Regions from separate parts of the Homo sapiens genome. Here region 2 is linked to region 1. A link is a contact called in ENCODE Hi-C or POLR2A ChIA-PET data. All regions are on one chromosome and are shown on one strand. The core of a region is the stretch at or near the end of the contact, and the rest is flanking DNA. Distances in the headings are between cores, read along the strand shown. Region 1 holds the start of TXNRD1 (thioredoxin reductase 1). Region 2 overlaps CHST11 (carbohydrate sulfotransferase 11).

The links. Hi-C counts contacts between places; a loop is a spot of excess contacts on that map. ChIA-PET counts read pairs that join two places held with the same protein, here RNA polymerase II (POLR2A). Pooled maps may share reads with other maps.
Region 2: a pooled map shows a loop between it and region 1 (4-fold over the local background). The contact joins the enhancer-like site here to the promoter of TXNRD1 in region 1. A Hi-C loop is called at or near these places in 1 of 168 maps with a recorded cell type or tissue (A673) and 3 of 50 pooled maps. POLR2A ChIA-PET finds 5 or more read pairs at or near these places in 1 of 52 experiments (WTC11).

What each region holds. Positions count from the first base shown.
Region 1 is chr12:104,212,550-104,217,630 of GRCh38, reverse strand. TXNRD1 (thioredoxin reductase 1) reads right to left here and starts at 1,852. Exons shown (of 17, transcript NM_001093771.3): 1 at 1,738-1,852. The coding sequence starts at 1,828. RefSeq lists enhancers at 844-1,459, 1,460-2,076 and a silencer at 1,900-1,989.
Region 2 is chr12:104,640,289-104,645,052 of GRCh38, reverse strand. All of the region lies in intron 2 of CHST11 (carbohydrate sulfotransferase 11), which reads right to left. Among named protein-coding and RNA genes, the nearest start is that of MIR3922, 51 kb to the right of the region's middle. RefSeq lists enhancers at 840-889, 1,787-1,836. Within about 2 kb of position 2,473, at least 6 of the 41 ENCODE cell types and tissues checked have a DNase peak (open chromatin) inside an H3K27ac peak, as active enhancers do.

The sequences.
Region 1 (5,081 bases), core at 603-3,102:
TACTTAAAAACGGTTAGGGTCAGCTGGGTGCAGTGGCTCATGCCTGTAATCCCAGCACTTTGGGGAGCTGAGGTGGGCAGATCACCTGAGGTCAGGAGTTCAAGACCAGCCTGACCAACATGGTGAAAACCTGTCTCTATTAAAAATACAAAATTAGCCAGGCGTGGTGGTGCATGCCTGTAATCCCAGCTACTTGGGAGGCTGAGGCAGGAGAATCGCTTCAACCTGGGAGGTGGAGGCTGAGGTGAGCCAAGATGGCGCCATTGCACCCCAGCCTGGGCAACGAGAGCGAAACTAAAAAAAAAAAAAAAACAAAATTGTTAAGATGGTAAATTTTTTTTTTTTAACCACACACAAAAAGAATGTAGCTAAAGAAAAACAGTAAATAAATGGAAGGACATAGATATCAAGAAGATCCTGAGGATGGCACATGAAACGTCAATTTGGGATGCACCTGCTCAAACTCCTTCATTGTACTAATGGCCACAAATTAGCTGCCTGACCTGGACCTTGCCTGACCTTGCTCCTACCCTGTTCCTTTATTCTTCCCTTCCCCTAATCCAAGTCCTTAACTCCAGCAGGATATACAGGCCTCCCTATCTCTAGCATGGTCTCACCGGCTGCTTCCCCTAACAAGAATGTTCTCCCTTCAGACACCTCTACCAAATCCTACCTCATCTATGGGAGCTGCCATCCCCACTTGGCTGTTTTTACCACTCCTTTTAGCCCTTCACCATATGCTGCCTTGTAACTAAACTGTAAGCCTTTGAAAGAGGCAGATCCTACAGCATTTAATAATTCTAGCCATTGGGCAAGGCACTTTTTGGAGCCTCACTTTCTCAAGCCTATAAAAAAGGTGGAGGCGGCCATATGACTATGACCAGGGCTTTTGAGTCAGATGGCCTCAACTGGTATCCCAGCTCTTCCACTTACTAGTTGTGTGCTTTGGGTAAGTTTTATAACCTCTTTGCTTCTCAGTTTCTTCATCTGTATAATGGGGTTTATGATAAATCTCTCAGTATGGCTGGAAACATGAACCAAGATTATTACCCATGTCTAGTGCTTCCAAAGGCCCCTCTCATGTCAGTGCTTAGTAACCACTAGCCATTATTGGCATTATCCGGACAATGGAGAAGAGACTGGGAGCTTTCTCTTCTGGAAGAACAAGTGAAAGGATAAAGCGGGATGATGGTGGGAGAAATGTGCCCAAAATTCAAGGGGATGGAGAAAGGGGGCCGGGAAGGCGTGTCGGACAAGATTCTCGATGGAGGAGGATGCTGGGAGTGGGCCGGGGGCTTCTGGAGAGGTGAAGGGGCACCCCCGGACTCGGCTGTCGGTTTGGTCGCTTCCCCCGTAACCTTTCATTGGAAACACGGTGCTTGTAGGAAGAGGACGCCCTAACGGGCCCTGAGCGAAATCAGGCGGGTCGCTGCCGAGATCTCGGTTCGGTTTCCGACAGGTTTCCGGGCAGGTCCTCGCGGCGGGCCCGCTCCTCCTTCCACCTCCCACCTCTCTCACAGCCAGCGGGCGGGGCAGCCCTCGGCCGGCCGCCGGCCTCCGTCTCCCGGGGTGACCTGGGGGAGCGTTTCTGGGGTCTCCAGCGTGGCGCGCGGTCAGTCACTGACTCCAGTGAGGGGCTTCAAGGCCAGGGCTCCGGGGCACTTTATCCCCAACCCCGGCCGGAAGGCCCGCTTCGGCCCGTCGACCTGGGGACCAGGCCTTCGCCCTCGGTCGTACCTGACCTACGGCGGCCATCGCCGTTCTTGCCTTTCGTCTGCAGCTCCGTTGGGGCGGCCGCCGCCACTGCCTTGCCCTCGGCGCAGCCCATGTCGCACAAGGCCCTGTGGGAACTGACGGAGCCGAAGGACGCCTGGCGGAGGCCGCGAGCCCCCTGCCGGCCGCGGGTCGGAGAACGCGGTGGGCGGGGCGCTCGGTGACAACAGCGAAGTCATAGCCCGTGTATCTTCTTCAAGGTCGTGAATTTTTTTTTTTTAACAGGAAAGAACGGTCGCTAAAGGTAAATTGGAAAATGCAGAAATGGAAAGGAGAAAAGAGCGCACCACCCAAAATCCTTATCCTTCGGCTGGGCGCGGTGGCTTACACCTGTGCACTTTGGGAGGCCGAGGTGGGAGGATTGATCGCTTGAGCCCAGGAGTTTGAGACCATCCTGGGCAATGTAGAGAAACCCTGTTTCTACAAAAAATAATTTTAAAAAATTTATCCTTCACACAAACTACTTTTGCTGTGTTTACTATTTCTTTCCAGTTTTTCCCCTCTATGCATAGTTTTGCATCCAGCATTTCACTTAATACTAGTATTTTCCATACTATCACATAGTCTTGTAAGCCTCCCAGATAACCACCTGGCTTCCACTGTCACTTCAGTCTTTGCCTCTTTGACCGTAGATGAAGCATACACTGAACATCGTAGTTTCTTTTTAATACACTTTATTTTTTAGAGCAGTCTTTTTTTTTTTTTTTTTTTGAGACGGAGTCTCACTCTGTCACCCAGGCTGGAGTGCAGTGGCGCGATCTCAGCCCACTGCAACCTCTGCCTCCCAAGTTCAAGCGATTCTCCTGCCTCAGCCTCCCGAGTAGCTGGGACTACAGGCGTGTGCCACCATGCCCAGCTAATTTTTTGTATTTTTAGTAGAGACGGGGTTTCACCGTGTTAGGCAGGATGGTCTCGATCTCCTGACCTTGTGATCCGCCCGCCTCGGCCTCCCAAAGTGCTGGGATTACAGGCGTCAGCCACTGCGCCTGGCCTTAGAGCAGTCTTAAGTTCACAGCAAAAAGACCATCCTATTTGAACAGAAATCTGATCACGCCCCCCTCAACTCTACCCCCACCCTTTACTTTACTCTATTTTATTTTTACCAGCACTGAGAGCCTTCTAACTTACCCTATATTCTCTGTCACCTGCTCCCACTCCCTCCGCCAGCCTCCCCACGACACCCTGCCCATGTAAACGCTGCCAAAATAGAACCTTTGCATTTTTTTCTTGTATCTTGGCCTTCAGCTTGGGCCAGGTGGCCTCCCCCACCTCTTGAAGGAAAGCAGGGAAGAAGCGGGAAAATATTAATTTGAATAATTATAATAATGTAATAGTCCATCCACTAGAGCTACTGGACGATTACATAGCCTATTATTAGATGTTTAGTTTGTTTTTTATTTTTAAAAATTATGAATAAGGCTGCAGGGAACATCTTTGTGTTTATAGTTTTAAGGCTGTCATTACACGTTGCCAAAATTGCTTTTTTGGAACTGTGGTTCCCATTTGAACTCCTACTAGTAATGAATGAGAGTGATTTTTTTTAACACCAAACCACATTGCGGCACATCAGGTGCACAGTCACTGTTCTCTATCAGTGCAGTGCTCTGTTTTTCCTTCTTTCAATTAACTAACATATGGTAAGCATCCAACTTATGCCTGGCTTTGTTTAGGGTTACAAGGTGACTCAAATTCCCTGGTCTCAAGGAACTTCCACCCCAGCTGAGATTTAGTGAACTTGTCTGGTCACCAGATGCGTGGCAATTGTGTGGGCCCTTTGTTTTCATTTGGGTTTGTGGACAAGCTTATATCCTGCTTCTCTGGAGAGCAGCCCAGAGTCAAAATGCTCTTGGAAAACACTGGGTGTTTATTTGCTTAAACACAGAAAACAAATAAAACTGAACCAAAGGCTTTTTTTTTTTTTTTTTTTGGAGATGGAGTCTCGCTCTGTTGCCCAGACTGGAGTGCAGTGGCACGATCTCGGCTCACTGCAAGCTCCGCCTCCCGGGTTCACGCTATTCTTCTGCCTCAGCCTCCCTAGTAGCTGGGACTACAGGCGTCCACCACCACGCTAATTTTTTTTGGTATTTTTAGTAGAGACGGGGTTTCACCATGTTAGCCAGGATGTTCTCAATCTCCTGACCTTGTGATCCACCCACCTCAGCCTCCCAAAGTGCTGGGATTACAGGCATGAGCCACCGTGCCCGGCCACCAAAGGCTTTTAATAACAGACATTGCACAAAGCTAAAGTAAATCTCTCTCTCTCTCTTTCTTTTTTTTTTTTTTTTTTTGAGATGGAGTTTTGCTCTTGTTGCCCAAGCTAGAGTGCAATGGCACAATCTTGGCTCACTGCAACCTCCACCTCCCAGGTTCAAGTGATTCTCCTGCCTCAGCCTCCCAAGTAGCTGGGATTACAGGCATCAGCCACCATGCCTGCCTAATTTTTTGTATTTAGTAGAAAAAGGGTATCACCATGTTGGTCAATCTGGTATCAAACTCCTGACCTCAGGTGATCCACCTGCATCAGTCTCCCAAAGTGCTCGTATTACAAGTGTGAGCCACCGTGCCCGGCCCTAAAGTAAATCCTAATAACAACTTCATCCAAGTGTTTGGTGTCTGTAGTAACTAATGCAACTAAGCCAGGACCCTTTAAAAGCAAAGTTCCCTCCCTCTGCGAGCCAGGTCTACAGTTCCTTGGTTCCACTGGAATGACTGTTTCAGAGATTTTTTTTTTAAATATGCTATTCAATTTATGTTAAAATTACCATTTTATCATCAAAATTCCAACTGTGGCTGTCATGTATTTTTCTCTATTTAGTACATGTATTTAACTAAGATGATGGCTTTCCTGTTATTTTAAACACCTAGGCAAAAGTATCTGAGAGTCATGTGCCTACCTGTGTCATCCTATCATATTTATAATAGCCAACAATTTGTTGGGTACTTACGGCGAGCCAGGCATCCTGCTAAGTCCTTTACTGGCATAAAAGTATGCTTATCTCATGTTTTTCCTGCAAGAGCCACATTTAGAAGGGTCTCTTATTATTCCTATTTTACAGAGGAGAATCCTGATGCTTAGGGGATTAATTGCACAGGATCACACAGCTTGATACTGAAATCCAGGTTTCCTAATTTCCAAGCCTCTGCTCTTAACCACTAACCTCTCTTATTACTATGACATCACACTCCACTAATTCCTATACATGAAAAGAATGTTTCCCTGGGAACTTTGTTTTGAGATTTAATTTTTTTAATTTTTTTTTTTTTTATGAGATGGAGTCTCACTATGTCGCCCAGGCTGGAGTGCAGTG
Region 2 (4,764 bases), core at 1,224-3,723, 430 kb before region 1:
TGGCGTGAATCTGGGAGGAAGAGCTTGCAGTGAGCCATCATGCCACTGTACTCCAGCCTGGATGACAGTGCAAGACTCTGTCTCAAAAAACAAAACAAAACAAAAAAAGTGGAAGAAGGCTCGCTGCAGTGATCTGTCCTCAGGTTTCATGCAGATAAGCCATGGGCCTGTTCCAGCACAGGGCTGGTCTCTACAGCAAATCCTACCAGCTCTGCTCCTGCACTATCTTCCAGACTGAAGCCTCTAAGGGGTCTCATCCCAACCCTACTTTCAAGGGACAGATCTGAGATGGAGGTCCAGCCAGTCTTCCCCTACCTACACTGGTCAGTCTGCCACCGGGCTCTGAGACAGAACCACCCCAGCTGCACTCTGCCTGCCAGGGCCAGGGCCAGGACTCAGCCAGAGACTCCAAACCTGACCCTCTTCATCGCCTCCCCAGTGCTGCTTCAAGGATTTGAAAACCAGAAGCAGGAAAGCTCCCCTAGAAAGAGGGCATGCTGGCTTGGCAGGATGCCCAGGCAGCACCACGCCAGCTGCAGGGAGCCCAGGTGTGTCTTTTTGGCAGATGCAAGCAGGGCCACTCTGCCTTTGAAGAAAGAGGATTGGCCACACGTTAGACACTGAAGGCAGGAAACAGAATCTGGCCTCAGTGAGGGCTGGAACCAAGGAGAAACCACTTACAAGATGGCTGAGGAAAGACATCAGTAGGGAGGCCACCGAGTGGAATCATAAGCGGTGGAGAGTCAAAAGGCAACCTGAGACGAAATGCAGCAAGTGCATGCGGGAGTCCACCCAGATGCAGGGAAGGTAGGGGGTGTCCAGGAGCTTCCATGGACAGATATCCAGGAGGTGCACGCTGGGAGGGTGGCTGCGGCAGAGATTTCCCAGCAGCCTCTGAGCAGCAATAAGCACAGTGAGGAGGAAGCAGAAGTCCCTCTCTTCAGAGGAAGCAGTTCTCCATCCCGTGAGCCAATCCACAACTGGCCGGACAGCTCCTTGCAGAAACCGTCCAAGAAAAGCAGTCTCCACTAGCAGATAGCAAAGGCAGAGAGACCTAAGAGGTTCCTTTGTTTGCTAACTGCACCCCTAAACTCCAGAGGAAATAAGAAAATTCAAATTGCTTCCTCTTGGTACCAGAGGAATCAGGTTTGACAAGTCTCTTTATGAGATGACAGCTGAGAAATGTTCTAGAGAGGTCCCTTCTTACCCTGGGTTAAAACAGTGAAGTCTTGGCTTTCCAGGAGCTGGAAAACACGCTCATGAGACCCAGACCAGATTCTCAGGCACAACTGATGTTTCCATCCCTGATCTAGAATAAGCCATTCCAGGCAAAGGAATTTTCCAGATAGGAAAAACTCCTCAAGTGCAACAACAAAAAAAAGTCATGAGAACTTTGTGTGTGTGTGTGTGTGTGTGAAGAAAAAGTCTCTGAATGTCCTCTTAAGTTCCTCAAATGGAAATCCCCTAAATGTGCTGGAGTTCTTGAAAAGAGCATATTGGAAGAAATCTGTTACTGATAATCCCACACAAACACGCTACCCACTACAGTGGCACACTGCCCCTACCATGGTACAGAGGGAAAGACTTGGACTTTGAAAACACAGGGTAGAACCCCATCTCTGCATCTGACGTATCTAACCCTCCAAACTTCTGCTTCCTCATCTCTAAAATGGGTGGTGAGGAGCAACAACAAGGTTTGCGGTTTTTTGTTTTGCTTTGTTTTAAGAGATAGGGTCTTGTTCTATTGCCTAGGCTGGAACACAGTGGCACAATCATAGCTCACTACAGCCTCAAATTTTTGGGCTCAAGCTATCCTCCCGCCTCAGCCTCCCACAAGTAGCTGGGACTACAGGCATGTGCCGTCATGCCCAGCTAATTTTTTAATTTTTTTGTAGAGACAGGGGTCTCACTATGTTGCCCAGGCTAGTCTTGAACTCCCAGCCTCGAGTGATCCTCCCGCCTCAGCCTCCCAAAGTGCTGGCATTACAGGTGTGCACCACCATGCCCAGCCTACAACACGGCTTTTTGAGAAGTAAATGAAATGTACAAAACCTGCATGTAGTGGGCATCTAATTGGTATGACAATGTGTTCCTTAAAATACTTTTGAAAGTAATTAGTAGTTGAAAATAAACCTTAGTATTTAAGCAACCTCTACTTGACTACATATCTAGTTGCATAATTTCTTAATTTTAAAAAGTATTCTTGTTTTAATTATAAAAGTAATAAATGTTCATTGTAAAAAAAAAAATCTAAATCCCCAAAATAATTTTAAAAGTTAAAAACCACCTATATTCCAACCACCTAGACACAGGCTTGAGATTTTGTTATGTGTCTTCTCAGAGATACATAACAGGCTGGGTGTAGTGGCTCATAGCTGTAATACTAACACTTGTGAACGCTGAGGCAGGAGGATCGCTTGGGCCCAGGAGTTCTAGGCCAGCCTGGGCAACATGGTGAAATCCCATCTCTACAAAAATACAAAAATTAGCCAGGCATGGTGGCACACGCCTGTAGTCCCAGCTACTGAGGAGGCTGAAGTGGGAGGACTGCTTGAGCCTGGGAGGATGAAGCTGCAGTAAGCCACGATTGCGCCACTGCACTCCAGCCTGGGCGACACAGCAAGACCTTGTCTCAAAATTTAAAAAAATCAAATTAATTTGTAAAAAGTAAAAAAAGAAATGCGCATAGGTACTCTGTCTTTACAATGATACAATTCTTCTATGCATGTCGCTTTGTAATTTTTTTCATGTATGTCTCATGAGCATTTTTTTTCATATTAGAGATCATACTCCCATACTGCCATTCTAAAGGCTGCACAGGATCCCATAGTATGGATATACCATCCTTTAATTACTGCCACATGATATTTTGATCATTTCTAATTTCTCACTACTGTGAACAATACTGAGATGAGTACTATGTACCTACCCAGTTCCTCATTTGGGCTTCTCAGAAGTGTCACTAATGACGTACAGGATCAGATGACTCTGTTGTAAGGATTGTCCTGTGCACCATAGGACGTTCAGCAGCATCCCTGGCCTCAACCCACTAGAGGACAGTAGCAGCTCCCCAGCTCTGACAATCAAAACTATCTTCGGATGTTGCCAAATGTCCTCCCTGGGGTGGATGGGGTGCAAAATCCCCCCTGGTTGAGAACCATGGCTTTAGGATAAACTCCTAGAAGTGCCAGATCAAGGTGATTACAGACTTTTTATTTTCTTATCCATTGCTAAATTGCCCCCAGAAGGTTGAGTGCCCCCGTCAGCACTGGGGAACAGCCATCCTCCTTCTCATGTTTGCTGGTAGGAAGGTGGGTAGGGTCCACCCAGTTTTGTTTTTAATTAAATTAATAGATTCTCTTTTTTGAGCAGTTTTAGGTTGACAGAAAAATTGAGTGGAAAGTATATAGAGCTTCCATATACATACACTCATACCTTAACCCCCAGTTTCCCATTATTAATGAAGCAGGATACTTCCCTGACCCCTTTGCAGGCAGGAACTGGAGTACATGGGTGCTGGCAGGGGCAAATTCCACTCACTCACTGTTCCACCCCTCAGAGGAGGGGGAACACAGGTGAATGGGTGCAGGAGGTGGGGGTGAACGCTTTTGGGTGCCAGCAAGAGCGAACTCTGTACTGACCCTGTGGCAGCATCTAGGGGAGGGTGTCCATGACCCCTGAAGCCCCGGAAGAAGTGTTACAGTGCCCTTTTAGCTTTGCCATCCATGGACAGATTAAGTGTTAACAGCTCAGTGGATGGTCCATGTGACAGACACCCTTTTGCATTCACATTTGTGGCACCTGAGTTCTTGTCTGGCATCCAGGAGGAATGAGGTCACACAAATGACTTGAAGATGGCCAATGTGGGGGATTTTATTGCCAGTGAAAGTGGCTTTCAGCAGGAAGGGGAGCTAAAAAGGGGAAGGAGTGGGAAGGTAATTTTCCCCTGGAGTCCAGTGGTCCCCGATTGGACTCATCTCTAAAGCTATGCCATCAAGCTGTCCCTCTGAAGTCAAGCTGCTTCTGACATCCAACTGTAGTCTCCAATGTCCAGCTGCTTCTCCCCTCTCTGTTGGCTGAGCCTGGGGTATTTATGGGCACAGGATGGGGGTCGGGGCAGGCAACATTTGAGCGGGAAAACAGGGATGTAAGGTCTCACTTTGGGCTACAGTATTAGGCTTTTCAGCTTGAGGGTAGGGACCTCGCTGGGGACCAACCCTCTTCTGCCCAGAATTTCCCTGCCTCCTGTCCCTATCATTAATATCTTGCATTGGTGTGGTACATATGTTGTGACTGATGAGCCACTGTCAATGCATTCTTATTAATTGAAGTCCATAGTTTACATTAGACTTCATTCTTTGTGTAATGTCATGTATCCACCATTAAAGCATTGCATAGAGTAGTTTTCTGTCCTAAAAATCCCTTGTGCTCTTCCTGTTCATCCCTCTCCCCACCTCCTGAAACCCTGGCAACCACTGATCTTTTTACTGCCCCCATAGTCATTTACTGCTGTTTACAGACATTTGCCAACTTTTACAGAATGTCATATAGTTGGAATCATACAGAACGTAGCCTTTTCAGATTGACTTCTTTCACTTAGTAATATGCACTTCAGGTTCCTCCATATCTTTTTGTGGCTGGATGGCATATTTCTGATTGCTGAATAATATTCTGTTGTATGGATGCATCATAGTGTGTTTATCCCTTCACCTGTATAAGGGTATCATGGTAGCTTCCAAGTTTTGGCAATTATGAATAAAGCTG